Linked DNA regions of Mus musculus: all the other regions are linked to region 2. The links are chromatin loops, found by intact Hi-C in ENCODE. Cell type or tissue: heart. All regions are shown on one strand. Region 1 overlaps Agbl4 (ATP/GTP binding protein-like 4). Region 2 has its middle 72 kb from the start of Dmrta2os. Region 3 overlaps Agbl4 (ATP/GTP binding protein-like 4). Region 4 overlaps Agbl4 (ATP/GTP binding protein-like 4).

What was found. A loop is a pair of places that touch in the nucleus more often than their neighbours do. Peaks named below come from ENCODE experiments on the same cell type or tissue, not always from the same donor. Only the 100,000 strongest peaks of a DNase experiment are listed, where the experiment ranks them.
Region 1: it touches region 2 in a loop (9-fold over the local background); 3 of 42 quality-filtered maps call a loop at or near these places.
Region 3: it touches region 2 in a loop (5-fold over the local background); 5 of 42 quality-filtered maps call a loop at or near these places.
Region 4: a loop joins it to region 2, with 12 times the contacts of the local background. A loop is called at or near these places in 13 of 42 quality-filtered maps.

Annotation. Positions count from the first base shown.
Region 1 is chr4:111,492,896-111,500,895 of GRCm38, forward strand. The region is part of intron 6 of Agbl4 (ATP/GTP binding protein-like 4); the gene reads left to right. Among named protein-coding and RNA genes, the nearest start is that of Bend5, 82 kb to the left of the region's middle. In heart, CTCF peaks have their summits at 976 (motif pointing left) and 3,230 (motif pointing right); a DNase peak (open chromatin) is centred at 3,256.
Region 2 is chr4:110,047,372-110,055,371 of GRCm38, forward strand. No RefSeq gene overlaps it. Among named protein-coding and RNA genes, the nearest start is that of Dmrta2os, 72 kb to the left of the region's middle. In heart, CTCF peaks have their summits at 3,145 (motif pointing right), 3,702 (motif pointing right) and 5,817 (motif pointing right); a DNase peak (open chromatin) is centred at 3,680; H3K4me3 peaks cover 1,054 bases; H3K27ac peaks cover 1,410 bases.
Region 3 is chr4:110,489,822-110,497,821 of GRCm38, forward strand. The region is part of intron 2 of Agbl4 (ATP/GTP binding protein-like 4); the gene reads left to right. Among named protein-coding and RNA genes, the nearest start is that of Agbl4, 96 kb to the left of the region's middle. In heart, a CTCF peak has its summit at 4,748; no DNase peak of the experiment used is centred here.
Region 4 is chr4:111,621,900-111,629,899 of GRCm38, forward strand. All of the region lies in intron 11 of Agbl4 (ATP/GTP binding protein-like 4), which reads left to right. Among named protein-coding and RNA genes, the nearest start is that of Spata6, 94 kb to the right of the region's middle. In heart, no CTCF peak of the experiment used is centred here; a DNase peak (open chromatin) is centred at 3,222.

The DNA of each region.
Region 1 (8,000 bases), 1.4 Mb after region 2:
CTAAAGTCCAAGTTTATGTCCCCCAGATCTGCTAAGAGGGTGATTTACCACCACTCCACCGCACCCCTGAAGTTGACTTTCTCATACAGTTTGCATTGCCCTCCTTTCTCCAGCAAACACTTCTTCCAAGCACTTCCTGTCTTATATTCACAAGTCCTTCTTTTAATGTTCTCTGTGCCTGTGGATACTAGCCATCTTCTGCTTCCTGTTGAGGCCACAGCTCAGATCTGTTTCTCAGTAGAAGCTCAAGAAGACAGGAGAGCCGCAGAGTCCTAGAGCAGCAGGATGGGAGCCCTGCGGCTCAAAGGCAGGTCCTCTGCAGAGACTCCCACTTCACTTCTCAGCACATCCTACACCTAGGAGCAGGATGTACGGAAAGTGGATTTTCACACGATTTGCTGTAGGAGCAGACATAAAATTGCCCCATCCTCAAATACGATATGTAGCACTTTTGTCAGCTTTTATTATCCCATGTGTCTTTGTGGGGCTTCTGATAGAAAGACAGAAGGTTCTATGTTAAGTATTACTAGCCAGCTACCATACCAACATCCAGATGTTTCAATGAAGGGTAATTTTACATGTTTCTTACTCATTATTCATTCATTCATTCATTAATTCATTCATTCATGTCTGCTTCTTCTAGTAGTTTCAGATTATTTTACTTCTAACCCAGTACAGGAACTGTCATCTACTGGATGCTGAAAATATGGTAAGTGTTAAGGTAAACCATCACATACAGGACAGAGAGTAGAATGCTATTTTGAAAGCAGATGCTAGTGGTCATCATAAACCCTGCAACATAGTCACAGTTTGAGAGCGATGTAGTAACTATCAGCCAATTTGACACTAGAAGCAGCCAAGACACTAGAAGGATGGGGATTATTTTCCACTGTTTACAAATAAAGAACTTGAGACACAAAATGAAGCTGATACCTGAGTTCCCATTAAGGTTAGGGCCAGGGAGCAGCGCCCCCTCCTGTGCAGGAGTGATAACTTCTGCAACCTTCCTTTCTTGCCAGGTCTAGTCCTGTGGGGAAGGAAGAGAGCTGAAGGGGTGGGGCAGAGTGGTTCTAAAGGTCAGAGGTCGGCCTCAGTTGCACATGCTAGCAGGTAGGCACTGTGTTGCTCTGAGGGAGGCCGATGGAACCTGAGCATGACAGCAAACAGCACCTGGTACAGAGAGAGACACAAGATAAATGTGAAAAGCAATTGTCAAGCAATGATTAATTGAGTTCTTGCCATGCGCTGCTATTTTGTATTCTTCCAGCATCTGTGCAGAGTAGGCACCATTCTTCCCTGCTTGTGGAAAGCAGAATTGCAGTGTCCAGAGGGCTTGTTCATGCCTAAGATTATAGAGCAGTAAGAAGCCATCCAGGAGGCAAATGCCTTCTGCCTGATCCCAAAGCCCCAGCCTTATGCTGAGCTCTAAATAACACAGGCAGAAATGAGGCCAAGTCCGCATTGTCAAGACAGTGAGTCTAGCTACAGATAAGTAACATCTTTCTGGAGTCAGGTTTAAGTGACTAGAAGAACCCGGGTGTGGGGAAATAGTGTGGTCAGCAGAATCCTCCCTTCCCATGGCAGCTAAATGAATTATCCTACCTTCAAAATGCAAAGAAGGAAGACCAGCTCTCATGAGCTGCCAGGGTTCTGGGATCATCTAGACCTACATTCCAGTATTGTTCTCCTTTGTACATATTTGCTCTGTGACTTTGGGTAGTGACTAAGTGTCTCTGGGCCTTAGCATTCTCCTCCATAGAACAGAGATAATGACATGGCCTGGTCGTTGTGAGGGTAGGATGAGAGTACCTGGCATGATGCCAGACATAGTAGGAGCGATTTGAAACCAGGATCCTGCTCAGTTCCAGGCCCTCCTCCTAGGCAAAGCTTCCCTCCTAAGGGAGCCTTCATTTCCTCTTTGTGAAAGGAGATGTGAATCTGTGGTTCACAACACACAGGGATGCTATAGATTAGACAGAACTAAAGGACAGAAGTGCCACTGGATCTAACCTAGGTATACAAGTAGTAGAAGAACCTACTACAGCAGGGGATGGGGGCAGGGATAGGGGAAGGACTTGGTGTGTGTGTGTGTGTGTGTGTGTGTGTGTGTCAGGACCAGTGTCTGGTTCAGTCTAGTTTCTGTAGTCAACATGGTAAGTAGCTTTGGGTGGTTTCTTTTGCCTTTGGGTCAAAAGCACGGGGCTGGCTAAGGGCAGTCTGTGCACTCTGTGCTTCTCACCACTGTACCCCAATAGCTTCTCTTGCCTTACCTCCTGGTCACTCACTCCCTGCGTTTATCACAGCCTAGCTGGTCAGCTCAGGCCATCTTACTGATGCTTCATGCTTCTTTGAGCTTTGTTCCATGGAGTTTCCCTTGAAGTTGCCTCAAGCCCAGTGGCCATTCTCTGCCCAGGGCCCAACTAAAGACACCCCTAAATTAGCCTAGATAGCCTGGAGTACAGGGGAGGGAAAGCGAAACCAGAGTGCAGGCTATCTCAGGCTACATAGAGATGCAGCCCAATCCCAGCAGTCATTCTGAGAGGGGCTCATTTGGTAACTGGATTCAAGGTTAGGAATGAGGTTGAGCTGAGGGATCCAAATGTGACCAGAATTAGGCTCTGGCTTTGGCTAAGGAGCAGTAAACCAGGTAAGTCCTTTGTGCTTTGTGTTGTATGCATCCATTGTTTTCAACACCTCTGAGGTTGCCGCCTTCTGCATCAACCCAGCCCCAGGATGTTTCTCCACACGTGTTAAAGTCCTTCAGGTTCTCTGTCGTATCTGTCATTGTTGTAATTTTTCACCTCTTAGGAGTATATCAAGCCTCAGAAATGAATAGAGTGAGTGAATGTTACACGCAAGCAATTTCAGGCTTACAAGGCAACTGCACAAAACCTCCATCTGTCCTTTTATCTGTCTGGTCAGTATTAAAGTCCCTTAGTTAGAAATTCACTTATTTATAGTGGTGTTTGGAGCACTAGAAAAAAATTTAAAAATCTCTGGGCCAGGATTAGGAGATGTGAGCTAAACCGCATCTTGCCTTCTCTGACAGTTACATTACCACACTTTACTAGCCTCATTCTCCCTGTTGTAAAATGGAAATGATAATGCCCACATTCCAAAATTGCTGTCCAGGTACCTGGCTTGGTCCTAAAACAAACACGATTTCTTTCTCTGTCCCCACCCACACCCTCAAAAGAGTGAATTCTGGAAGCATCATGCTGGAAGTCACCAGCAGGTGGCAGCACAAGGCGTGGTCATTCTATCAGTCCTGGACTAGTGAGAGGAGTTTTGATGTTTCAGGACCAACCTAGGCCTGGTGAGGTCCTTGCCTTTCATGCTAGTGGACCAAAGCTGGATGTCTTCTTGTCTTGCTCTGTGAAGAGCAACTGAGTCCTGGCATACCTACACCCAGAGCATAATTCAGTTTCCCAGACATTTTGCTGCTTTTTCTAAAAGGAGGTACCTTAAAAAGAGGTTCACCTATAGAACTTGGTTGAGTCTCTTTCATTAGGGCCAGCACAGTTGGGGCTGCTGATGTGCTGGCCATTTTTTTCTGGTGCCGGAAGGAAGTTTATCACAGATCTGGGTTCTGAGTTCCCTTCCATTCTGAAATATAGTTGGGTACCTGGAGGGCCATGTGGAAAGGTGTAGGTCAGAGGCATTTGAAGGAAAGCAGCTTTGAAGTTGGGGGCCATTATGTTAATGGCATTACTCAATTTCTGGAAGCAATTCTGATTAAATATTCATTGGTTTTGATTATACTGAAATTAGGGCTAAAGCGTGAAGTCAAATCGAGGGGAATAATGGCAGTGTAAATAATGCATGGCCTCTAAATTGAAAACAGCAGCTTGTGCAGCCAGGTCAGCCCCCACCCTGTCTGTCTATACCATTTGTTTAGAAGGTGATTAGTCTGATGTGGGCATTTCTTAGCAGCTCAGAGAATGCAATTGGAAAAAAAAATCCCAGGGCTCCCCGTATCTCTGGGAATGTGGGAGAATTAACATGGGCAACTTATAGCAGGGGATTTTCTCTAGGTCAAGAACGGGGAAGTGTAGAATCTTGGTGACATGCCGCCATAGAGTTCTGTAGTCTGCAAGTGACATAATCATGGGCTCTGAGAAGAATAGTCTCTTTCCTTCTAAATCTTTGGTGGTGTAATTGTTGAATGGAGATGATCGAATCAGGTGGAGAAGAGCTGCAGCTAGAGAGAGGCAAGAAGAACCAAGTGAGATTTGTTCAGATTAACAAGCCATAGAGACAGGACAGTCTATGAAGTGATGGGACAAATGGTGTATGTAGGATGGCATTATGGGGTCCAAATAAGGGTCAGGGGAGTTTTGAGAGAAACTGAGAGATGACAGACATCTTTATCATCATGATCTCCATTGGGGTCCTAATGCCTGGCACAGAGTGTTAACTGGTGGATATTGGTTGAATGGGCAATGCAAGATGATGCTGCAGAAGGGAGGATGTGAAAGGAAAGGACCACCTCCCATCAACAACCCTCAAACCCCTACTGTGTAAAGTGCTGGTGAGACAGGAGTTATCTCCCAGAAGTCAAACTCATAGCAGACCAGAGGCTGGTTATATAGAGTATTATGCTCCACCGACAGGATGAGTACCAGTGCTCACCTCTACAGCTGGGTCATGAGGCAGGCATGGGCACACAGATTCCTCACTGACTTGGTCTGTGATGTGCTAAAATATGACCCATGTCAATAATGATTATCCCAACTTCTGTCAGTTTTCTCAATCAGGTCCATAAAGGCCACCAGGCACAGCATGGCAGCACGGACCTGACCCTTCCATGGCACTCCTCCCACTGCTCTCAGTTCTTTTTTGGTTTTCCTTATTAAAGTTCCATCTGCCCTGCACCCTATTGTCCATGTTTCTCACTCTTCTTAGACACGAGGCAAAGAATTTGACAAAGGCAGTCTTTGGAGAAAGGCATGATGGCCAACCAGTTTTATGATTGAGGAAAAGGACACTTGAAAGGAATTAATTTGTACAGACAGTTAAAACGTTAAAAAAACGTAAACCACACTCATCTAGTAAGGGATGGCCTCGTGGGCTACCACTGGAGTTTAATCCTGCCTCTAGCCCTCTCTGCTCCCTGATTGATGTCATCATGAATCAGCTCCCACATTCCCACTGCTAAGTTCTGCACACAGCCTCCGGTGCTGTGCCTTCCCCTCCGCAGTGGACTGTCCAGTCTCAAACTATGAATCAAAATAATCCCCCCCACACACTACTTCCTGGTATTTTATTGCAAAGACAAGAAAAATAATTAATACATGCATCTAACCTCTACTTAGCCCTGGGCCAGATGAGCTAATAGAAAGATTAAATGGAAGAATCAGAGAAGCAAGGAGCTACAACCACGAGAAGGAATAGGTGCGTTTGGTATCTCTGCTGGGTGGTGTTTGGTAGTGTGAATCCTGAAGCTACCTGGCCTTGGTTCTTCCTTTCATCAGCTCTGTGATCACAGACACGTTAATGAGATTCACACCTATCAGGGCTACAGGGATGATATAAGCAAGTGGAGGTAAGACCTCTAACAGTCCTGGCTTGCAGGAAATATATCAAGAGCATCAGCTGTTACTCAGAGTTTAGAGGACTTCCTGGCAAGAGCACTACAATCCTCCCTAGCCTCTTTCCCTGCATGCAAAGCAAAGAGGAATAGAGAAGAGGAGGAAGCAAATCCAAGGAGGTAGTCACTAACCTGTGTCTGATGTCTACCTGTGCTGAGCACTGTAACAGACACCAGCATGTTTCACAGCCCAAATAACCTTTTGAGGCTTTTGGGGTCAGTTATATAGTAACTGCAGCTCAAGTCCTGACCTGCCTAGTGTCAATGTCATGGGTAGAGCTGTCCCTTGGATACATTTCTCCCTGGGGAGAGGGTGATGGTTGTGTTGGTAAACAGTATTTGTTCCCCTTATGGTTTCATGGGTGGGTGGCCAGCCCACGCTGCCTTTCCCAGACTTCTCCTGTCTACTGTGATGCTCTCCATGTGGGTGACTTGACAGACAACCATGCAAAGCCTTTCCAACTCCCTCAGCGTTACCTGAACATCCCAGTGGGAGGCTGGGATGGCAGACTTCCAAGCTTTGCAGCATGCCACCCCCATATTGGTTCTGGAGTCTGCCAGAGCCTCTTGAAGCTCATCACTAATTGGACTGGCCTGGGTTTTGCTTTATTCTTTCTGAAATCGCCCATCTTTCTGTGACTGCAGCTGTGCTGTAGTACCAGGAATTTGGTCCTGGGTGTCTCAGCTCCTTCCTGCTGTATTTCCAATTCCTCTTCTCTTCCCCACCCCCCTCAGGCTTTCATTAAGAAGGGAATAACAACTGGACTAGAAAATTCTTTATTTGATCCATCGTTAAGCTCCTCATTCTTGGCTATTTCATACATGTACATACATGTATACATTATACATACACATATATATGATCTATTCTGTATATATATATATATATATATATATATATATATATACATATACATATATATATATATATATATATATATATATGATGTATTCTCTTTAATCTTATCTCAATGCACTCTTATTCCCTTCCCACCCCTGTCAATGCTCCCTACTCTCAGTTGCTTTTCCACATTCCTGTCTTTTGTCTTTGTTTTATGGCCCACCATTGTCATCTTTGTGACCATGATCTTGGAACTACACTAAAGCCTGGTGGGCTCACCAGTGATACAACTGAAGGTAGTGACTGCCTCTCCTCTAGCATACACAACAGCAGATAGTTTAGCAAGTAGTATGGCCTCATGAGCTTCTTCCCATCCACGATTAACTGTTGACATACCCAGTCTTGTGGAGACTCAGAAAGATGGACGGAGCTGTTGTAAGGTCATGATTACCATGGCTGTGTCATGCTCTGGACATAATATCTCACAGCACTTCTCCCTATATTCTGGTTTTCATATTCTTTCTGGCCCCCATCTGGGATGTTCCCTGAACCTTACAGGGGGTAGAATAAATGTCATGTTTAAGGCTAAGTATTCAATGATCACTTATTCTTATCATCTTGAACAGCCATGAGTCTGTGAACTCACAGCAAAGAGTAGTTTCTCTGATTAAGGCTGAGCATTTCTCTGTAGGTGAAAACATAAAAATATTTACAAGGCCATTTTGCACCATGTCAATTTAGATAAAACAAAATAAAACAGCAACATCATCATCAACAAAAACAGCAGTAAGTTCTCCTCTATGGCATATCACCTCTAAATTTTTGAGCATGTTTTCAGCACAAGGATGAATTCTTTCCTATGGAAAAGGGCTCAAATCAAAACAGAAAGCAGTTTGTTGATCCCACAATAGTCAGGCCATTATAATTACATCAATGGATTCATTTTGCTTGTCAAGTTAGCATGTGAGCTAGTCACAAGGGAGGCTTCTAGCACAGTTCAAGCTTGGTTTCTCTGTACCTTTCCACAAATGTGTGAGCTATCTCAGCAATAGGGTCTGGGAATTTAGTTCTGGTGGGCAACTAGGAGGAATGGCAAGAGCCTGCCTGTATTATACTGAGGGCTTTGGTACCTGCCTATCAAGTCACCAAGTAGTGGTACCCACAACTTGATCTAGGAATCTCATTTAATAAACAAGATATTCTAAGAGAAGTATATCCTGCTGTGAAGAACCTTTCATTTCTAAAAATCCCCCCCCCCACTACTTCCTGGTATTTTATTGCGAAGACAAGAAAAATAATTAATACATGCATCTAACCTCTACTTAGCCCTAATGGACTAAGAACAGAACTCACAGAATCATATCATTAGATGTAGAAATGGCCTTTGGCAAAGTCCAACATTTCTTCATGCTGAAAACGCTATAGACTAAGGATAGAGAGTGCAAATCCACTGAGGACAGGGAGGCTCTGAGAGGTGAGGGCACTGACTCAGGAACACACAACAGCTAATCAGATGATTTACATTTCAGCCTCTATTCTGTGGAATCATTGCCCCAGCTCTGATTGGTC
Region 2 (8,000 bases):
CCTTTTTAGAATAGGAAACAAAACACCCATGGAAGGAGTTACAGAGACAAAATTTGGAAGTGTGACGAAAGGATGGACAATCTAGTGATTGCCATATCCAGAGATCCATCCCATAATCAGCTTCCAAACGCTGACACCATTGCATACACTAGCAAGATTTTGCTGAAAGGACCCAGATATAGCTGTCTCTTGTGAGACTATGGCAGGGCCTAGCAAACACAGAAGTGGATGCTCACAGTCAGCTATTGAATGGACCACAGGGCCCCCAATGGAGGAACTAGAGAAAGCACCCAAGGAACTAAAGGGAACTGCAACCCTATAGGTGGAACAACAATATGAACTAAGCAGTACCCCGGAGCTCTTGTCTCTAGCTGCATATGTATCAAAAGATGGCCTAGTAGGCCATCACTGCAAAGAGAGGCCCATTGGACTTGCAAACTTTATATGCCCCAGTACAGGGGAATGCCAGGGCCAAAAAGGGGGAGTGGGTGGGTAGGGGAGTGAGGGGGTGGGTATGGGGGACTTTTGGTATAGCATTGGAAATGTAAATGAGCTAAATACCTAATAAAAAATGGAAAAAAAGAAATAAAGCTGAAAGAAATTCCCATAAAAAAACAAAAACAAAAACAAAAATTTGAATTATAGTCCCCTCTTCCTTATCTCTTCCTGACTCCCAAGACTTCTAAGGACCTGAGTAATGTGCTGAGCCCAGCTTGACACCCAGGGCTGTTAAGGAGGAATCTACATTCCTGAGATAAGATTCAGGGTGCCTGCAGTCAGAATTCAGCCTTCATGTCCCCAGATGTCTACTTCTTTGTTCTTTGTTAATTCCCCCTCAGCCCCTCCCTGTTCCCCCTCACTGTGTGCTTATAACCTGGCTTTTTCAGCCTAATAAACTTAGACCTTGACAGGAATCCTCCTTGGTCTCTCTTTCCCCTGCCCATTTCTCTTGCAGGTTTGTGGTTCCCCTCGTACCCACGAATAACTGGGTCCTGCTGGTCAGGACACTTTCCCTTCATAAATTATTCTCCCATTCTTCTTGGGAGGGCCACTAAAGTTCTAGTCACTCTTCAGAGGAATCCCTTCTGTGGGGTCTCCTGCAGTCAGGAGCTGCTAGGAAATTATGTGATTAACCCGAGGGCAGTGGCTTGGATTCAGTTAGCACTCTTCCAGGCTCCAACAGGCATTTTTGTTGTTGTTGTTGTTTTTTGTTTTCTGTTTTTTGTTTTTGAGTAGGGTCTAGAAGTTTCTATGTAGATTAGGCTGGCTTCCAACTTACAGTGATCCTCCTGCCTCAGTGCACAAATTTCAACAGAGTAGCCTCATTTGTCAGGGGAAGGATGATGGAGTTCATTTGCTCCTCTGCTCCTCTTGCCCAGGGAACCTCTCTTTGAGGCTGACGGTGGCTTGCCTACCTCTGGTCCTCTGCTGTGGATTGAAATCCATGACTCTGGTGTGGTTCATTTGGTCTGACCTTCTGAGACTTTATTCTGGGCCTTTGGCTTTCAAAGGATAAATATTCCTTCTTGGCTTTTTGGGAGGAAAGGGTGTTGGGTCTCAGGCTGTAGCCTAGGCTTCCAGCTACCAGCATTCTTTTTGACTCAATGTCCTGAGTGGTTGGGACACAGTGGTGTGAAGCACAACACATGCATCTTAGTGGGTTTGAGGAGTGGTTCTCTACCCATCTCTGGAACTAGTAACTCCAAACCAAATAGCAAGTGATGTGGCCTTAGAGCAGAACTTAATGAATTCATGGGTAGAGGCAATTCTCTGTCTCCTGGCAGGCATTAGTTGCCTGCAGTTCTTTGTCTAGGGCTGGAGTCCTGTAGAACTTTCCATGTTAATGGATATTGCCACTGTTCCAGTCTGTCTATACAGCTATGTCTAGGAGACATTGTTCCACAGCATACTGCCTGGTATCTTTCCACCCCCTCTTCCTAGATGTTCCCTGAGCAGTAGATATGCGAGCTTTGATGGAGATGCATCTGTTGGGGGCTGGGATCCCCACGATCTGTTGACCTCTGCGTTGCATCCATTTGTGGGTTTCCAAGATGGTCTCCATTTGCTATTCCGAGAGTACCTGGGATGAGCTAGAAGGAGGAAGATGTGTGTGTGTGTGTGTGTGTGTGTGTGTGTGTGTGTGTAACTGACATAGTTCTAATAACATTAAAAACATAATAAAAGAAAGAATTTGTGAGAAGGCAAAGTGTGGTGAACGGCTGCCCTAGGGGCCCCTTCCCCATCCCATCTCACCTCTGCCTGGCCAGCATCCCCAGAAACAACTGTTCTGCCTTCCTCTCCCAGGGTGGAGGTGTTCCTACCCTCTTGGTGATGTGCCTGCACTTGCTGCAAGGGGGTGGCCTTCCAACAGGACTACCTGGCACCTTGAATCCTGAGTCCTACAATGGTAGGCCTGGATGCTCACTACTGAAGCCAAGTTGCCAAGTCAGTATCTGGCACACAGAGGGCATAGCAGCAGATATTTTGTGCTCATCTCAATTAAAGACACAGTCGAAAGCATCTTGCGTTCCTCCCTCCACTCTAAATACTTTGCACGCATCAGCCCAGAGAGTCTCCAGGACTCTGGGGTCTTGGGGTCTAACAACTGGGGTCTTGGTAGCATCCCAGCCTATTGTGACAAGTAAAAGCAGGGATTCAGAAGGCTTGTACCTTCGTCTTTGTGTGACTTACTTCTTGTGTGGCATTTCTGTTCCTCACTGTTACCTGGTAACTACCTACTTCATAGAATGGCTATGTAGTTAATTAATTCGCAGGCACTAAGTGTCTGTGAATTATCTATTATCAGCTTAACTTATAGCAGCAAAAGTTGAGACAGAATTTTAGTAATTTGATGAAACTCAAAGAATCTAAGAGAGACAAAGTTGGTACTCAGAGCCAGATAGTTGGACTCCTGGGGTCTTGCTTGTTAATCTCAACACTGCTGAGCTTGCTAAAACCTACGTGAAGACCTGGCTTTTTCTAGGAAGCTCTGCAGGGCTCTCTCTTCCTTTGAAAAACGAAGCTGAAAAGATTGTTAGGTTTCTTTTCGTCCTGCTGCTCTCTAAGGAGATTTTTCTCCATGTAAATACAGAGCGTGGCTCTCTAACCTGTGGGCTGGATCCACAGGGGGTCTCTCAGGCCTAGGGGCTGGTCCCCGGTGTAGTGACTCATTTTGCCGGTAGAGGTCAGTCATGGCCACGGTTGAAGTATTTGATAAGCACGAGGAACATAGGCCACACTGGGGGAGTCAAAGACCCTTGGAGGTGATATGCCCATAGACTAGACCAAGGTCAAGGTCATCCAGGGGGTTCCGGGCTATGAGGCAAAGACCTTTCATTTTTCTTCCCTTGTTTCTGGAGCATACACTCTTAAGAGGGCAGTTTGAAGGGCGCTAGAAATCATGAGATCCAGGGCTCTGGGAGGGTGTGGATGCCAGTGTCCTACACATGCTACACATGCTTTGAGATCTTCGGGTGTTTGTCACCATCTTTAGCCGCAGCACTGGTCCTCTGAAGGGGTCTGGCTGAACGACACATTTTGCAGTTGTGGGGAAGATACCTCTTTTGTCACTGTCTGCCCTGGTTCACAGGCGGCCAGGGGGTGGTCCCAGCCCCTGTGCGAGGCAGGGGCCAGGGAGGAGCATGTCAGGGTCCATTCCCGGAGCGTTTGGGGCCAGCTGGAAGCTCAGAGCTCGATGACCTGCAGGGGGCGCTGCTGCACTGCGCGAGGCTTCCCTGCGTGTCCTCCCAAGGACAGAGGGCGGACGGCGGTCGGCGGCGGTCGGCGCAGGGCAGTGGCCCAGCGAACTCAGGCCGCGCCCACACTCACGCTGCGGGCCGAGGTCGGCGACACGGTCTGAGGAATCGAGGGACAGGGCACGCTGTCCGACACCCTGGCTGGCCTTTAACCGATCTCCAATTGTTTCGACCGGTGCGGGAACGCAGAGGGGGTGGGGGCCGAGCTAGCGCTGGTAGTCTGGGCTTCACCTGTGACCTTGAGAGGTCATGGTCCCTCCTGGCCTTTTATTTCTTTCTCCTGCGACGGGAATTCTTGAAGGTGCCTATGAGATAGATACTGCACGTGAAAATGCTTCAGGAAATGCAAAGCCCAAGCAGGAAGGCTTTCATTGAGTGATTGTCATCCCTGCCTCGCCCAATCCATCCGCTCAGTTGCAACCATTTTAGCCGTTTTTTCACCCTTGTTTTCTGTTTTTTTTTTTTTCCCTACATACTTCAAAATAACATGCTTAGACTGCTATTTCCTAATTTACCAACATTAAACATTATCTATTGTCTTCCTGCTGGAGTAAGTAAGGAATTAGCTGCTCTGCAGGCCCAGCCTACCCAGGGTATCTGGTGCACTATTATTAGGTAACTCAATGATCAGCATTTCTAGCAAGAAAATGTAGCTTTTTGTCTTCCCCAAAGCTCTATCAGAATTACTCCACAACAACCCTGCCAGGGTTTACAAAGTCTCCCCCTTTATAGGAAGGGGTTCCCCTCCCGGCAGTCCCGTGGGTTTCTTCCGGACTTTTTTCTTGTGTCCTTGATTTTTGGTTCTCTCTCTGGGCCCCTTCCCCCCTCCCTGCCGCCTCCACCCCCTGGTTCCGCAGTGGGGCAGGAGCCGGGAATTCTAGTCTGTGGATTTATTTGTCTTCTGCCTGGATGATTGATGGTTGAAATCATTCCCCTGCAGGACAGGATGCTCTGCCCGGCTCTCCTCTTGCACACTTAGAGCTGAGGCAGAGAGGCTGCGTGCCTTCAGAGTCATGTTCCCTTTTGTGTATAACCTCTCTTGACACCCGAGGACATCATTTATGTTCGGAATTGGACAATGCATATAGTTTGATGGCTTCTGTCATTATGTGTCTGGTCCTGAGTGGCCCCTCTTCAATATAAATACACACACGTCTCCTTCAGTTCTGTGAGACTTTTTTTTTTTCCTTTCATAATCTTTCTGCTTGCTTCCTGAAGCTCCCAAGTCTGTCTCTGGCCTCTAGGATTGATCTCTTGGCTTCCTTTGTCTTCCGTTTCCCTTCACCTTGGCTTTCAATGTCTACTCCAATTTATCCCTTGAATTTTTGTCCTAGTGACTTCTGACTATCACATCCCAGTTTTCTAAGAACTCTGATTATTTTGTTCTTCTCAACCCCATCCAACACCGTCACAGCCTCTTTATCTTTCTGGAGATGTTCCTGATTCTCCCTCCGTCTTCTCCACTTTCCCAGTTGTGTGTTTGGTTTATGGAATTCTGCCTGGCTTTGTGCCCCTTCTCATGCTGGAGCATCTCTAATCTGTAGCAGTTCTTGGCATTTTTTTAAAAAGAAGTTTATATTTAAGTGTGTGTGTGTGTGTGAGTGAGTGAGTACATGTGTGTGTGTATACACATGCATGATTGAAGTCAGAGGTGTTGCATTTCCCAAGAGCTGGAGTTACAGGCAGTTGAGAGTCACCCAGTGTGAGTGCTTGGAACAGGACTTGGATCCTTAGCAAGCGCAGTCAGTATGCATTCTTAACCACTGGACCATTTGAGCCTTCTCTCCAGTCCCTGTCCTTGGCTTTTGTCCATAGTTAAGGACAAGGGTGCAAAACTTGACTGGCATTGGATGGTGTGTGACATCAGGCAGGGTCGATTCTCATTCGCTAAACCAGGAAGGGGCTGGCCTTCTTGTTAGGAGGATGCTTAAATATCAGGAAGAACTCTTCATCGAGCTAGCCTCCCTCCCTAGACAGAGTCTTGTTCTGTTGCCCAGACTGGCCTCAAATTTGCCCCCAACCTCACCTCCCAGAACAAGGGAAGGTCTCTTTGGGACTGCTCCATTTCTCCAGCAGGGGGAGGATGGGTGTGGCTGTGAAGCAGATTTTAGAACCTATCTACCTTGGTATAAATCACAGTTCTGTCCTAGCTTATTATCTCTCTAATTCACAATCAAGCCTCTCTCTGTGCTTCAGCTTCCTTTCTGTAAACCACTGCAGGGGCTGGAGAGATGGCTTAGCATCACTCACCTGCAGTTCTGGCCGAGGACCAGAGTTTTGTTCCCAGCACCTACCTGGGGCTGCTCACAGCTGCTTATAACTTTACCTTTAGGAGATTTGGGGCTCCCTCCTGGACTCTGAGTACTGCACACATTTGGTGCACCTACATGCATACATACAAATAAAAATAAAATAAGATCTTAAAAACAAAAGAAAACCCAGGGTTGGAGAGATGACTCTGCCGTTAAGAGCACTGGCTGATCGTCCGGTAGGCCTGGGCTCAACTCCCAGGACCTACATGACAGTTCACAACCATCTGTAAGTACATTTCCAGGAGATCTGATGCTCTGTTTTGGTCTCTGTGGGCACCAGGCACACACGTGGTGCATACACATTCATGTAGGCAAAACACCTTTCCACATTAAAAAGCCAAATGACAACACAACAACAAAACTGTTCCAGATGCTGTTGAGTTTGTGCTGCACATGCTCTTTGATCTATGTTGGGGTTACATTCCAATAACACATCGTAAAATGAAAATATTGAAAGAGAAATGGCTTATTTATCTAGGTTACAGAACATAATTTTTAAACATGGTACACAATGTCAGGTGTGAGCATATTTTTGGATTTTATTTTATATTTTTAAAAAGTGTGTGTGTGTGTGTGTGTAGTGCATGTGTGTGCAGGTACCCATGTATGCCAGAAGAAGACATCAGATCCCCTGGAGCTGAAGTTACAAGCAGTTGTGAGTAGCTCAACGTAAGTGTCAGGAACTAAAGTCTGGTCCCCTGCAAGAGCAATATATTCTTTTAACTGTGAAGTCATCTCTCCAGGCCTTTACTGTGTGGATATTATCACACATGCATCACTTCCTACTATCCTAGTGTTAAAAAATTCTAAGTTTTAAACCTGTATAAACTGTGGTTCTGTGTATGTGTGAAGTTCCTAGCAAGTCAGATAACAGTAGGTCTGTTACATTGTTACCTGCCATTTTTTACAAAGGAGAAACAGGATGGGGTGGGGCTGTGCAGTCTCAGCCAGTCCTGTGGTCTTCAGCCCCATCTGGAGTCAGGAGCTCCTGATAGGTGGATGACTTTCTTCTCTGTGGTGTCTATTCTACAGGTAGAAATTAATCTAAAGCCTGCTGACAGGAGCCTGATATAGCTGTCTCCTGAGGGTGTCTGCCAGTGCCTGGCAAATACAGAAGTGGATGCTCACAATCATCCATTGGACGGAGCACAAGGTCCCCAATGAAGGAGCTAGAGAAAGTAACCAAGGAGTTGAAGGGGTCTGAAGCCCCATAGGAGGAACATCAATGTGAACTAACCAGCACCCCCAGAGCTCCTTGGAACTAAACCACCAATCAAAGAAAACACGTGGTGGAACTTGTGGTTCTAGTTGTATGTGTAGCAGAGGATGGCTTAGTTGGTCATCAATGGGAGGAGAGGCCCTAGGTCCTGTGAAGGCTCTATGCTTCAATATAGGGGAGTGCCAGGACTGGGAACAGGAGTGGGTGGGTTGGGGAACAGGGGGAGGGGGAAGGGGATAGGGAACTTTCGGAGGGGAAACTAGGAAAGGGGATAACACTTGAAATGTAAATAAAGAAAATATCTAATAAAAATAAATAATAAAAAATTAATCTAAAATTTGAAGATTATTTTAGAAATTCAATCTACATCTTTTTTTTGGCTAATCCAAGAAAAGGTTTTGAATGAAAAATTATTAAAAAATGAAATTGTGTTGTAATTTGAGTGAGAAATGTCTCCCATAGACTTGTGTATTTGAGCACTTGGTTCTTGGTTAGTGGTGTTTTTGGGGGGAGGCTTAGGGAGTGTGGCCTTGCTGGTGGAAGTGTGTTACTGAAGGCTGGCTTTTAGAATTTAAAACCTCGGGTCCACTCCAGCACCGGGGTGCCTTGCCCACAGAGTCTCCGGACACCCGCAAGGAACCACACAGGATTCCCCATGGGATCCTAAGACCTCTGGTGAGTGGAACACAGCATCTGCTCCAATCCAATCGCGAG
Region 3 (8,000 bases), 440 kb after region 2:
GAATTCCTGATCTTTCCAAAACTTTTATCATGAATGGGTGTTGGATCTTGTCAAATGCTTTTTCTGCATCTAACGAGATGATCATGTGGTTTTTGTCTTTGAGTTTGTTTATATAATGGATTACATTGATGGATTTTCGTATATTAAACCATCCCTGCATCCCTGGAATAAAACCTACTTGGTCAGGATGGATGATTGCTTTAATGTGTTCTTGGATTCGGTTAGCGAGAATTTTATTGAGGATTTTTGCATCGATATTCATAAGAGAAATTGGTCTGAAGTTCTCTATCTTTGTTGGATCTTTCTGTGGTTTAGGTATCAGAGTAATAGTGGCTTCATAAAATGAGTTGGGTAGAGTACCTTCTACTTCTATTTTGTGAAATAGTTTGTGCAGAATTGGAATTAGATCTTCTTTGAAGGTCTGATAGAACTCTGCACTAAGCCCATCTGGTCCTGGGCTTTTTTTGGTTGGGAGACTATTAATAACTGCTTCTATTTCTTTAGGTGATATGGGACTGTTTAGATGGTCAACTTGATCCTGATTCAACTTTGGTACCTGGTATCTGTCCAGAAATTTGTCCATTTCGTCCAGGTTTTCCAGTTTTGTTGAGTATAGCCTTTTGTAGAAGGATCTGATGGCGTTTTGGATTTCTTCAGGATCTGTTGTTATGTCTCCCTTTTCATTTCTGATTTTGTTAATTAGGATTTTGTCCCTGTGCCCTTTAGTGAGTCTAGCTAAGTGTTTATCTATCTTGTTGATTTTCTCAAAGAACCAACTCCTCGTTTGGTTAATTCTTTGAATAGTTCTTCTTGTTTCCACTTGGTTGATTTCACCCCTGAGTTTGATTATTTCCTGCCGTCTACTCCTCTTGGGTGAATTTGCTTCCTTTTTTTCTAGGGCTTTTAGATGTGTTGTCAAGCTGCTAGTATGTACTGTCTCCCGTTTCTTCTTGGAGGCACTCAGCGCTATGAGTTTCCCTCTTAGAAATGCTTTCATTGTGTCCCATAGGTTTGGGTACGTTGTGGCTTCATTTTCATTAAACTCTAAAAAGACTTTAATTTCTTTCTTTATTCCTTCCTTGACCAAGGTATCATTGAGAAGAGTGTTATTCAGTTTCCACGTGAATGTTGGCTTTCCATTATTTATGTTGTTATTGAAGATCAGTCTTAGGCCATGGTGGTCTGATAGGATACATGGGACAATTTCAATATTTTTGTATCTATTGAGGCCTGTTTTGTGACCAATTATATGGTCAATTTTGGAGAAGGTCCCGTGAGGTGCTGAGAAGAAGGTATATCCTTTTGTTTTAGGATAAAATGTTCTGTAGATATCTGTCAGGTCCATTTGTTTCATAACTTCTGTTAGTTTCACTGTGTCCCTGTTTAGTTTCTGTTTCCACGATCTGTCCTTTGAAGAAAGTGGTGTGTTGAAGTCTCCCACTATTATTGTGTGAGGTGCAATGTATGCTTTGAGCTTTACTAAAGTGTCTCTAATGAATGTGGCTGCCCTTGCATTTGGTGCGTAGATATTCAGAATTGAGAGTTCCTCTTGGAGGATTTTACCTTTGATGAGTATGAAGTGTCCCTCCTTGTCTTTTTTGATAACTTTGGGTTGGAAGTCGATTTTATCCGATATTAAAATGGCTACTCCAGCTTGTTTCTTCAGTCCATTTGCTTGGAAAATTGTTTTCCAGCCTTTCACTCTGAGGTAGTGTCTGTCTTTTTCCCTGAGATGGGTTTCCTGTAAGCAGCAGAATGTTGGGTCCTGTTTGTGTAGCCAGTCTGTTAGTCTATGTCTTTTTATTGGGGAATTGAGTCCATTGATATTAAGAGATATTAAGGAAAAGTAATTGTTGCTCCCTTTTATTTTTGTTGTTAGAGTTGGCATTCTGTTCTTGTGGCTGTCTTCTTTTTGGTTTGTTGAATGATTACTTTCTTGGTTGTTCTAGGGCGTGATTTCCGTCCTTGTATTGCTTCTTTTCTGTTATTATCCTTTGAAGGGCTGGATTCGTGGAAAGATATTGTGTGAACTTGGTTTTGTCGTGGAATACTTTGGTTTCTCCATCTATGGTAATTGAGAGTTTGGCCGGGTATAGTAGCCTGGGCTGGCATTTGTGTTCTCTTAGTGTCTGTATAACATCTGTCCAGGCTCTTCTGGCTTTCATAGTCTCTGGTGAAAAGTCTGGTGTAATTCTGATAGGCCTTCCTTTATATGTTACTTGACCTTTCTCCCTTACTGCTTTTAATATTCTATCTTTATTTAGTGCATTTGTTGTTCTGATTATTATGTGTCGGGAGGAATTTCTTTTCTGGTCCAGTCTATTTGGAGTTCTGTATGCTTCTTGTATGATCATGGGCATCTCTTTTTTTATGTTTGGGAAGTTTTCTTCTATTATTTTGTTGAAGATATTAGCTGGCCCTTTAAGTTGAAAATCTTCATTCTCATCAATTCCTATTATCCGTAGGTTTGGTCTTCTCATTGTGTCCTGGATTACCTGGATGTTTTGAGTTAGGATCCTTTTGCATTTTGTATTTTCTTTGACTGTTGTGTCGATGTTCTCTATGGAATCTTCTGCACCTGAGATTCTCTCTTCCATTTCTTGTATTCTGTTGCTGATGCTCGCATCTATGGTTCCAGATCTCTTTCCTAGGGTTTCTATCTCCAGCGTTGCCTCGCTTTGGGTTTTCTTTATTGTGTCTACTTCCCCTTTTAGTTCTAGTATGGTTTTGTTCATTTCCATCACCTGTTTGGCTGTGTTTTCCTGCTTTTCTTTAAGAGCCTGTAACTCTTTAGCAGTGCTCTCCTCTAAATCTTTAAGTGACTTATGAAAGTCCTTCTTGATGTCCTCTATCATCATCATGAGAAATGTTTTTAAATCTGGGTCTAGATTTTCGGTTGTGTTGGGGTGCCCAGGACTAGGTGGGGTGGGAGTGCTGCGTTCTGATGATGGTGAGTGGTCTTGATTTCTGTTAGTAGGATTCTTACGTTTGCCTTTCGCCATCTGGTAATCTCTGAAGCTAGCTGTTTTAGTTGTCACTGTTAAGAGCTTGTTCTTCAGGTGACTCTGTTAGCCTCTATGAGCAGACCTGGAGGGTAGCACTCTCCTTAGTTTCAGTGGGCAGAGTATTCTCTGCAGGCAAGCTCTCTTCTTGCAAGGCAGGTACCCAGATATCTGGTGTTCGAACCAGACTCCTGGCAGAAGTTGTGTTCCACTCACTAGAGGTCTTAGGATCACGTGTGGAATCCTGTGTGGGCCCTTGCGGGTGTCAGGCGACTCAGCTGGCAAGGTAGCCGGGGCTCGAGTGGAGTGGAAGGGGTTTGTGCCCCAGATCAAGCCCGGGTAGCCTGCTTCCCTATGTACCGCAGTCTCAAGTTCCACGCGATTGGATTGGGGTAGGCGCTGTGTTCCACTCACCAGAGGTCTTAGGGTCCCGTGTGGGCCCTTGCGGGTGTTGGGCAAGACTCTGCTGGCAAGGTAGCCAGGGGCTCTAGTCTCGAGTCGAGCGGAAGGGACTTGTGCCCCAGATCAGGCCCGGGTAGCCTGCTTCCCTATGTACCGCAGTCTCAAGTTCTGCGCGATTGGATTGGGGCAGGCACTGTGATCCACTCACCAGAGGTCTTAGGGTCCCGTGGGGAGTCCCGTGTGGACCCTTGCGGGTGTTGGCAAGACTCTGCTGGCAAGGTAGCCCGGGGCTCTAGTCTCGAGTCGAGCGGAAGGGACTTGTGCCCCAGATCAGGCCCGGGTAGCCTGCTTCCCTATGTACCGCAGTCTCAAGTTCTGCGCGATTGGATTGGGCCAGGCACTGTGATCCACTCACCAGAGGTCTTAGGGTCCCGTGGGGAGTCCCGTGTGGACCCTTGCGGGTGTTGGGCAAGACTCTGCTGGCAAGGTAGCCCGGGGCTCGAGTCTCGAGTCGAGCGGAAGGGATGGTGGACTTTTCTATTCTATCATTCCTGAACCTAAAATCTTGGGGGTGAGGGAAGGAAACAGATAAATACAAATAGTATTTAATGAAACACCACTTATATGTATGTTCAAATATTCTCTTTGGATAATCTGAGGCTGCTTTAAAGGAAACTTTCACAGAAGTCCTATGCACTAGTATTAAGATAACAGGAAGGAAGGGAACACATTATTTGAATATATATATGTGCACATATATATACATACATATATACATATGTACTATATGTATGTTATATATTTATGATTGGTTGAGTTTGTTTGTAGCCCACCTTTTTCTAATAAGGACTTAGGTATTACATGAGCAATTAAGTATATATATTAAAGTCTAATTACAACTTTTCAAGATGATAACCAGAAAGATGATAATTTTTATTATAATTGGCTTTTTTCTATCTTCTATTGCTTCTGTTCACTTTCAAATAAGGTTTTAAAGAATTACACTAATTAGTAAAACTACAATGTTGCCTTTGCTTTTGTTCTTCGTGTTCCGCAAAATAGTCACACTTTGATAATAAACTTTAGTTTTAATTTTTAATTAATTTAAAAAACTTTTTATTTGTGAATTTCACAACATGCACTCCAATCCCACTCACCTCCCTGTCCCTTTATATCCACCCCACGTTTGCAGACTACCTTCCCCTCCAAAAAAGAAAAACATAAATGAAAAAGAATACAAAACAACAAAAAAATCTTGCCATGAAAGCTGTAGTGTGTCACAATGTGAAGGCTGACCCCACCCCTTGCCTGGGCAAAGTGGGACAGCTCACCCTGGTGGCAGAGGTGTAAAAGTGCTGGCAGGCTGACCAACTCAGCTACCACCTAGGACCAGAACCAGGGCTTTGAGCATGGGTTTTCAAGTCACTTAGTACCCACTGCTTCTCATGGCTCTGAGTCCTAATAGTTGACACAATTTGCTGAGCCTTAAGAGAAGCTCTGTTTCAATGGTGATAGTTAACATCAGCATCTCCTAAGTGTTGCCAGCCTAGCAGTTTACTGAGCAAGGTCACACTTAGTTATTTCATGGCAGGATGGTAAGTGAATTGTGTATTTGATCAGCATTTAACATTTCAAAATAAAGCTTGCATGTGCAGACTAAAAGACTGCTCAGATTTTTTTGATAGGGAAGAGGTCTGAGAGTTTAAAAATAACCATAATTATGTAAAAGTGTTATAGCATTTGAAACAGAATATTTGATTCCCTGCTGATTTTATGTTCCACAGCTTAGGCTAAAGTCATTAGACATTGTTAGGCTTTGAAAAAACACCTATGCAATTTTACTTTACTCTCTAGTTTTGTATTTTATTATGGGAAATGATTGTTTACTTTAAAATATGTTCTTTCATAGGAGCCTGTGCTCTTTGAATATCTGGAAATCTCTGCCATTTTTGTCTGCCACAAAAGTATTTGGGATCTTTACTTCATAAAAATACTAATAGGCATAAAAGAGCAGATAATTAAACAAAACCAGATAGAATTCCTCACTCTAATTTTTAGGTACTTAATTCAAACTAAACTAATGAACAAAGTTCAGTGTTAGACTATACTGTGGTTCAAATGGACCTAACAAATATCTATAGAATATTCTGTGGAACAGGTAAATACTTTTAAATCAGGCCTAGAACATTTCCTAAAGTAGACCACATTCTAGGCGGTCTCAACAGGTACAAAATAAGTAAAATGATATCTTCTATAATATCATACAATATGTAATAAAACCAAAGATTAACAGTAAGAGAAACCACACCATGAACACAAATATGTACAGATTGAACAATATCCATTTGAATTACTAGATGATCATTGAAGAAATCAGGAAGGACTTTAAAAAAAAGTAGAGTCACATGATTGTGAAAGCATATTCACCAGAGGAAAAATGAGCTTATGGCTGTGAGGGCTTAATTTACAAAGAACTACAAAATAAGTTATTTATGTAATTCAAGTTTTCAAAGATACAAGAACAAGTCAAACCCCAAAACTTTAGATGGCAAGAACTATTATATATCATGGTATCAAATGACAAAATTGAGACAAAATGAACAATATATTTTAAAAAAATTCTAGTAATGAGTTGGTTCTTTTAAATGATGAGATTGATAACCTCCTAGCCAATGTAACCAATCTAGAGGTTAAAGGAGGAATGTTATAAGAGATACCATAGGGATATCCAGAAGAAAATCAGATAACTTTAAAAGCTTATATTCTAGCAAATCCAGAATAGGATAAATTCACAGAAACATATGTTCTATAAAATTTAAATTAAGAGTGTATAAAATTTAAATATCTCCATAGAAAGTGACATGATTGAAGTGGCAGTAAGAATCTTCCAATATAGAATAGCCCAGGGCTGGACAATTTTACTACTAAGATAGATGAAGTTTAAAAAAAGCTAACATAACACACAAATACTTCTCGAACTATTCTATAAAGAGAAGGAACACTACCCTGCCTGTTTTATGAAGCCAAAACTCTCTGATACCCAAATTGGAGTAGTATATAATATAAAGAAATCAAATGCCAATCCATAATGATATATGGATGCAAAATTTCTCAGTAAAATTAATTCAAGACAAATTCATGAACATAATAAGAAAATTATACACCATGGCCATGATGGTTTCATTGAAGGGATGCAAAGATGGTTCAATATATGCAGATCAATAAATGCAGTACATTTATACAGAATGTATAAGTATACAGAAAAGCATACACATAGATGCAGAAAATGCACTTGACAAAGTTCAACATTCTTTCATGATAAAAGCTCTAATGAAAGAAATTATGAACAGAAAGAACTCAGTCAATATAATAAACATTACATAAATCAAACCGATGGAGAAAAACTAAATTGTTTGCTGTAAAGTCAGGAACAGTTTTCCAATCTTATTCAAAATAGTGCTTGAAATTTTAGCTAGAGCAACGAGGAAGAAATAAAAGGCATACAAATAGGAATAGAAAAAGCAGAATTACCCTGTTTGCAAATGATATGACTTTGTACTTAAAAACCCTATAGGCTTACAAGAAAACTCAACTTGATTAGGATTTTCAGCAAAATATTAAGATACAAAAACTCAAAATACTGTTGTATGCAGCAATAATGACCTTAGCTAACTAAGAAATTAGGAAAATATTCCATTCACAATAGCTTAAAAATATCTTGAAATAAACTTAATTAAGAGAGTGAAATAGTCATATAATGAAAGTTTTAAATACTGAAGAAAATATTGAGGTATCTTGAATATTGAAAGATGTCGTTTACCATGGTTTCCACAGCAGAGTTACTGTTTTCAAAATGGCTATATTCCCAAAAGCAATCTACAGATTCAGAAAAAAAAAAAAAGAAAATTCCATTGTTTGTGATAGAATTAGGAAAAAAACCCAAACAACAACAACAAAAACAACAACAACAACAACAACAACCAGTCCCAGCATGCATATGGGAGCATGAAAGACTCTAAAATAGCAAACCAATTGTAAGCAAAAAGAGTGGTGTTAGCTTTACAACACCTCACCTCAAATTTTACTACAAAGTCACAGTAAGCAATAATATAACACAAACATGATAACATTGATATAGAAACAGATATGTAGACCAATGGAATAGAATAGAGAATACAGAAACAATGTCATTTTGCTATAGTAACCAATTTTTGACAAAGGTGTCAAAACATATGTTGGAAAGAAGTTAGCATCATCAAGAAATGATGCTAGGGAAGACTAGATATAAGTATGTTGAAAAATGAAACTAGGTTCATTTCTGTCACACTGGAGAAGAATCAATTAAAATTGAATAGATACAGAAGTGTAATATTAGAATCTCTGAAATTGCTGGGTGAAGTCAAGCAAAGAACATGGGAACAGGCATTATGAAAATGGCTCTAATATCGCAGGAAATCCCAGCAACTGACGAATAAGTTTATATAAAACTAATAACTTATACAGCAAAGGAAATAATCAGTATAATGAAGAAATGCCTCCAGAATGTGAGAATGTTTTTATTAATCACGCATCTAACAGGAGATTAATATCTGGAAT
Region 4 (8,000 bases), 1.6 Mb after region 2:
GGAAGGGGTCATCAGGGAGCAGAGGGGAAAGAACTTCCTAGAAGAAGAGAAACCAGGGCTCAGACTTCCAGGGTGAATAGATGCAAACTAGGCAAGAAGGGGGTGGAGCCACCTTCCTGGCAGAGGGAGAAGTACAGGAGAGAGGCCAGATGCCAGGGGAAGGATGCTCTGTCCAAGCATTCCACGGTAGCTGGGGCTGGGCCAGGAACAAGCAGTGATCAATAACCATGGGAGAAAGACCCGTGAAAGAAGCACATTGAATATGCTGCAATAACAGTTACAAAACATTGTTATTGTTTGTTTCCACTGGCTTCCTAGATAGATGAATATAGATAATAGAACCATAGATATGAGAACTCTGGCAGGCCCAGAGACTGCCCAGTCAGTCTCAGGAAATTAAGAAGTTCCAATTAATTCTAGTCACAAAACAGTCTCAGTTGAGCAATTACTGTGTCTGGTCTGATTCGAAACATCAAACCTCTTCAAAGAAAATCATCCCCACCCTCTGGGCCTGTCGAAAATAGGCTGATCATGGTGACCCACGTTCATACTTCTGGGGGTCAAGCAGGATAAGGGAGCACTAGAAAGAGACAGGACGGGCCTCTGATACTTAAAGGATAGCATGGACTATTCCACATGAGCCCCTTAGGGACCCCACTTTCTAGTGCTGGGTGCTAGAGGACTGCTTAGAAGTGTTAGAGCTGGGGTTTAAAATCCCAATAGGTCCAGCTCTAAGTTCCACCTGGCACACCATCTTGCCATCCTCTCTTCTTCCCTCCCATGTCCTCCTGGAGGACAGGGACTGTGCTTATGAACTCCAGAGAGGCTGGGACTCCTACAGCTCTTAATTTTTCTCTACCTACAGAAACCCCTTCCTGTAGGCCTGGTCCCTGATACTAACCTGTCTGTCATCCCTGATGACCCAGCTCTGTTGACCAACACCAGCTTCTGATTGCTCTTAGCCACCTTGCCTTGTACCAGTTGACGCCCACATTCGTGTCAAAGTGTGCCCTGGCTCCTGAATGCTCACTGTTTGGCTGGAAAACTGAAATGCCATTACCTTCATTCTCCAAGCCTCCTTCATCCCCCCAAAAGGAGGTTTCGAAGGTTTTATCTGCTTTTGTCAAGTTTATCACCATAATTCGAAATGCTGTTAATATTACTGTCAGCAGAGATCTACAAATTACAAAGTTGTAAAGTTACTTTATAGTGATAACTGTCAGCTTTCACTTGTGGCGCTGCAAGCTTGGCTCCATGGAAACCATGATGATGATAAAGAGCCTATATTGTTTCAGGATTGCAGCTGTGAGCTGGCAGGCAGGAAGCATCCTGGCTGACTCCCAAGTTGCCCAAATCTATTTGTCTGCACCCATGTTCACTTGTACACCTGTGCACACCAAGTACTTGTCTTCCCACTTTCTTGTTGCACAAATGTGGGAGCATTCTCAAAGCCAAGGCTTTCCCTGAGCTCAGTTTCAACCAATTGCATCCTTGAGCTTAACTTTGTTCAGCCCAGAAGACAACAGGGACTGTCAAAATGTCACAACACAACTGCTTTAAAAGCCACTGTTTAATTGAGAACCACTAGGAACATTTGAGGTTCTAGTTAGACAATGTAGAACAATGATGTCAAATAATTTTTGCCCTTAGACAAAAAAAAAAAAAAAAAAAAAAAAAAGGCAACTCAGGAAAGTAGATAGAGGTCTGGGGAAAGGTTTAGGCACCTTAATTGACACTGTTAAGTGCATTATTGAGCAAAAAATGGATGTGTCAACCCCACCACTATATACTACCCTGCTGCCAAAGGTGGACAGAAGCTTTAAGCTTCTCTGGGGAGCGAGGTAGTGCTGGCTCTTTTTTCCTGGCTACTGTCATTAGCCCAGAGAGTGTTTTCATTTCTGGCCATCAGTTTATGTTAGACACAAATAAAATGGTACATGGGACCTGAAGGACCATGGTGGTGGTGGTGGTTGGGGGTGGGGGGACACAAAACTGCAAAGAGGGATTTATGAGAGAGGTAATATGGAGCTTTCAGCCCTAAGACTAGAATATTTGAAAAACAACAACAACAAACAAAACCACCAGGCTTGTTAGCCACTCCTTCCAAAGCTATGGCCTATGAGAGACGAGTTAAAGAAATTGGGGAGTTTTCCTTGGAGTAGGGACCTTTAGGAGCTGATTTTCTTTTAGGAGCCTGATTTTGATTGATCAAGTCTCTAAAGAGTAACCACAGAGCTGAGTAATAAAGCTGTTCTATGTGACTCTAAAGTTCAAAGTAAGGCCTAATATGTGGCAGCCCCATTCTGAGCCTGTGCACATAGGATAATGACAAGAGGATCCAGGACTAGGGCATTGATTCCCTGAGCATCTCCTATATGCCAGCCTCTTGCTTGTGTCTGAGGGCACACAGAGCAAGTCCTGACCTCTACCTAGAAATGTGTCAGTAGAGACAATCAGAGAGTGACTTTAGTACAGTATAGTGAAAGAGGGGAGTGTGGAGCAGACAGAAAGTGTTTAGATCAGCTTTGGGGACACCAGGAGTGAGAAGAGATGTATCAAGGAAGTACCATCACAAAGGTCTAGTGTGGGAGGAGGAGGGTGCAGAAGTCCATGCAGGCAGACCAGACTAGACAATAGCTAGAGCCCCGAGAGAGCTGCTTCTGCTTCCCTCCTTGATCATGTGAGGTCATCTGGCAAAGGACCACCACTCCCTAGCAATGTGCCAGGGGAAACACCTACCCTGGCAGGTAAGGCAGGACAGCTCCCAGGGCCATCTGAGCTAGGCAGATGCACCATGGTACCATGCTAGCAATTTGGAGTTTGCCTAGTGACCTTCTCAGTGTTCTGATGTGAGATTCACAAAGCACATTCTTTACTAATCTGTCATCAACCACTGATGTGCTATATGATTTTGAGCAAACTTCTCTACTTCCCTCCTTGGATCCTAACTATTAAAAATGGATTTGGACAAAGAGCTTCAACCATCAAACTTCATTCAAAGAGTTGAATTTGGATCTAACTCACATTTGTTAGACATCTACTAAGTGCTGGACATAGTCCTTCTTAGGAATTTGTCAGACTCCTGGAGCACCAGCTGTTCTCCATAGAACAACCTCAGAATCAACACCACGTCTCACCCCAGGCTGCACACCCGGCAGAGACACATTGCCTGGCTAGGGTTTCTTTCCGTCAATATTTTCCTCAAGATGATAAATGTGCTGCCAATAAGAGGAGGCAGCTGCCAGCTCTGTCTGAGACAAGGGCCTTTAGCTGGGCTATGGCCGTGATTGGCTTGTTGATGTGTCTCCAAAGAGGGAGGGAGCTGGAGGGAACTCTGAGGAGGCTCAGGACCAGAGCTCTCAGTCTACACAGATTTGCCTTGGGTTAATAGGGCTTCTTCCCCATGTTCTCGTCCTCTAATCACCCCACTAAAATATGGTCTTTGAAGAGAAGACACAAAGTGATGAAGCTTATAGCAGAACTGTAGCTCACAGCTGGCATGTTAAATAACAGGGTAAGGAAGAAAGCACCTTCCCCAGCCAGGCTGGATCGGATGCAAATCCTGGTTTTGCTTTTTACCAGTGGTGTGGCTCCAATGACTTGGTTGCATTGATTCTCTGTCAGCTAATCTGCCATGATGTCATTCTAATACTTACCTCACAGGGGTGTTTTGAGTAGATGCAAACACTGGGAAATATACTCCAGTGCCTGTTCAATTGCCAAGAACGTAGTAGGCACTCAGTAAATTGCACCACGATTGTTACTCTTTCTAACCAAGTAATGTATTAGGTGAAATCAAGTTATTCATTTCTGGGCTATCAGACTAGAGGCAATGTGCTTGGACCAGGTGTCTCTGAGATTCTTAGGGGGCTCTTGTGGTTTTGAAATAGTAGTCTTCTTAGCTATGTGTTTGGAGTACTCAGTTATTTCGCTGGGATTAGACTTCCAAATCTGTTCTCACCAGCACAGCTTTTTGTTTGTTTGTTTGTTTTTTAAATTAAATAAATTATTTCATGAGGACAAAGTCACAGTGTAATCAGTGTCAGCATTAAGACAGTGCTGGAGCTTGGCTGAGGCTGGAGTTCGGGGTGGCTGAGATTTCACATTTGGTCTCAGTTATACACATGTGTGGAACCCACTCTCTCCCTAATCTGGAATTGAAAAAACAGGGATGAGAGTTAAGAGACCTGGATTTGCCTAATAGAATTCAGTGACTGGGAAGTGCTGGGGGTTATTTGGTCACGTGACCACAGACCACTGATGCCTCCCTCTGTTTTCAGTTCTCTCTGATTTAGCTAGTACATGAGGTTGTGCAGATCAAATGCGTAGGGGAGAGGTGGGTCTGAAAGTGTTCCACTCACAAAGGGAGAGATTTTTGGTGGGGGTCGGGGTGCATGCAGGGTGAAGAGGGAGGCATTCTACCCATTCGAACAGAAAGCCATCTGGAAGAGATGGAGACAGGGACAGGCCCAGAGGTGGTTCTTGATGGCATGAGGACAGCCAGGGAGGACCCAAATAATTTCAGTGTCAAACTCATGTCCACTGATCTGATGGCATGGGAGAAGTGCTAGCCATAGGGCTAGGAACCCTTAGAACTATTGGGGGTTTGGTGAGATCTGGCTTCTCACTCCTGGCTTGGCTCCTTCCCTCCTGGCTCACAGAGACACCTGAAGACTCTAGCAGCAGCTTCCTTGCAGTTGCCTGAGGTTGAAGCGCCCCCTCCTGGCCCTGGGGTGCATGGCTACCATAGAGAGCCAGTTTTTTTCCCACCAGAAGACTGAAGACAACCCCTTCCTTTGTCTAGGCTACCGCCTGAGCTCTGCCCTCACCACCACCAGCTCCCAGCTATCTTTGGGGATCTGGAAGAGGGAGGCTTGCACTTCCTGACTTCTCTTAGGTCTTAGCATGAGCGTTATCCCCTACCGGCCATCCCTTTGACTCTCTCTTCCTCTTCTCCATTACCTTTGTCTGTTCATCTATTTGGTGCTTTCTTAGACACATGTATGTTTCATGTGTGGCTGTCTGCATCCTTCCCTCACCTTGTTCACTCCCTCATCTTCAACCCTACTCAGCCCCCTTCCCCCTTCCCATGACTTCAGTTCTTTCTTATGTTCTTTTCCCTCTTACCTTGTACTTAGTGCTTTGTATTCATATCACATTTAGACCCAGAGCACTCCATTGAGATGACTTCAGAAGGTTACTTAGTGCTCTGACTCTGTACCTGACTGAGGGGTCAATGAAGTCATGTGTCCTGAGTGTGGCACGCAGTCCCTACGATATTGTTCATCTCCCTTTCAGCCATATCACCTGGCAGGCCTTCTGCTATTCTTGTCCTCTTTTCAAAACCCCCTCCAAGCTTCCCTCCCCCTCCTTTTTTTTTTCTTGGCACTACAATTCAGAATCAAATATCATTGTTTTGAGTCTTTCAGGAAACTGTAGACTTCTCCTTCACTTTGAAGGAACTTCCTTCTGTGCTCTATTCTCTCCTCTGTCTCCCCTAGGAAAGACATGGGTCTTCTTGTCTAAGCACTGATAAGGGACTCTGAGCCGAGGTAAGGTATAGTCAGCTGAAGGGTATCTGACGTCAAGGAGTCTCTATTCATAGTGCATCTTACAAGGAAGTTTTATGGTAAGGAAGGAGTCATGTTCTAAGGCCCCACAGGACACCCACCAGTGTGACTTGAATGTATTTGCTAATTTATTTATGACTTGTGGCAAATTGAAGCAAAAGCATGTAGTACCACAAAGAAACAAGGAATGTTTCCCAGCACCGAACTCCTAAGAAGACATTTGTCTGAGAGATTCATGTTGGAAGCCCAGGAGAGTGGGCTCTGGCCTCTGGTTCATGAGTACTCCTTCAGCAGAGGGCAGCCTATGGATCACATGAGACATGGGTATCTTTCACAGTGATCCTTCATGAGAGCCAAGGACTCGGTCCTAAAACACAGTCTGAGCATCCAGCTGCCTGTGGCCTAACCAGACACAAGGATAATGCAAGCATGTCTAGACAGTATCCTTCTAGCTGTCCTCAAAGATTGTCATATATTTCAGCACAGATGCGGAGAAAAGCAGGGTCAGCAAGTGGCATAGGGCCAGGCAGTTAGAAATGCTGGCTCTAAAATGACATGGGTCTGGTTTCATTTCTAAACCTGTGTAGCTCTAGACAACTTACTGTGGCCTCTTTGGGCTTGAGCCTCCTGAATAGAGATAATAATACAAACCTCCCAGGGTCTTTGTGAGAAGAAAATGAGTTGATATAAGTACTTCATGCCCTGACTGGCTTCTAGGAAGGGTTGATGGCTCTTCCCAGGCTGCACAGTACTCTGTGATCACTGGGGCTCCCAGAAGGTTAGAGAGATGCCGAGAGGTCATCTGGTGTCCTGGGCAGAGACTTGTCTTCACCACCATGGACAACCAGTCTTAAAGCAAAGAGACCTCTACTCTTGAGTTTTCCCATACAAAAATTGACTGCAGTTTGAGTCTACTCAGTATGCTGAGGGCAAACCACAATATCCCAAGCTCTCTTGCCTTTGGAGAAGCATTTTAGTAAAAGTCATGTGCAAGAGGCTCCCTCTGCCCCCTGGGATTGTGGGAAGGAAATATTTATGGCATAGGGAAGGTGCCTGGAAAGTTGTGTTTTGTCTCTCTGTGCTAAGCATTCTATTGGCTTAGTTCTCAAGGTAGCCATTTGAAGCAGTCACTACCTTCTTTCAGGAAAGAAGGTATTCCATTCCCTTATTGAGCTTTCATACTTGTGGGGGTGGGGGTGGGGGCAGAGCCAGAACCTATGACCCAACAGTACCTACTCTCCCATACAGAGTACCTGAGGGACTTGGCCTGCCTGGCCCCAAACTTCCTCTACACTGGAACCCCCACTGTCCCTGGAGAGTCAATAGACCCCCAGCTCTGGTCAAATAGACCCCTACTTCGAGACTACTGCCTCCCCTTGTTTGTTTATTCCTAAGTAGCTGAGAGTTTTTCACCCAATCGTGGCTTTTTACTGGGAGGAGTTATTGAGGGGAAGCTATTGGGCTCTGCAGAAGTTACTGGGCTATGCTACAATTCATTTTTAGATTGCATAGTGGGACAAGAAGGAACAATGATTTCACAGGTGCACGACTAACCCAAAGCATTTTAATCTTCAAAATGTCAGCTTTTATGGTCAGTGGCTGTTCCACGGTGAGCAGTAGCACTGTGAATGTTAAGGTACCAGCATGGCAGGGCACCTGGACAAGGCATCATCATAAAGGCAGACAGACTCCAGAGACTGTGGCTGGTACTGCAGGCCAGCCTGGAAGTGCCTCCTGAAAACAAATGCATCATCATCGAGTGTGACTGATCACCTCGGATCCCAAGATGATGGTGTGTATAAACATGGATCTTTACTGCATCTCAGAGAGAGCAGCAGCATGGTATCCAGGTGCTGGAGGAACATTAAAGTGTTAGCCCAAGGTCACTGTCTTGCTATGACATCATACTGGCCTTCGCCTCCATGTCTTTAAAGCAATAATTAATTCACCTGTGTGTTGCACCCACCAATGAGCTAAAAGAAATTTGGAACAAGTAATGAAAAGCCTATATCATATTAGGACTGTGTGAGGTGGTGAGAGAAAAAAAGGCTGTCTGTGTGCAGCCCACTGCCCCACAGGACTGTTTTAGGAAACAAGGGCCCAGGAAAGACCCTGTTAGGTTATTACTAGTGGTCAGAGAAGCCAGCCAGGGTAACTAAATTTCCTCTCCAGGCTTTCATTTCTTCCACCAGTAAACGTGTTAAATGGAGGAAATTCAAAACAGATATTTACCATTCTATATGTACCTCTTTGCTAGGCACTGGGGATCAGTAATGAGCAGGACTGTTTCCCTAGGGGAGTTCAACTACTATGTTTCTAACATCTTTCACACAGATTTGTCACACATTCAAGGTGCAATCATATGATGGTTCAAGTCCTAAGGTCCTTATGAGGGTGTCCTAGGTCTTCTGTGGCCCAGGCAAGGTGGGT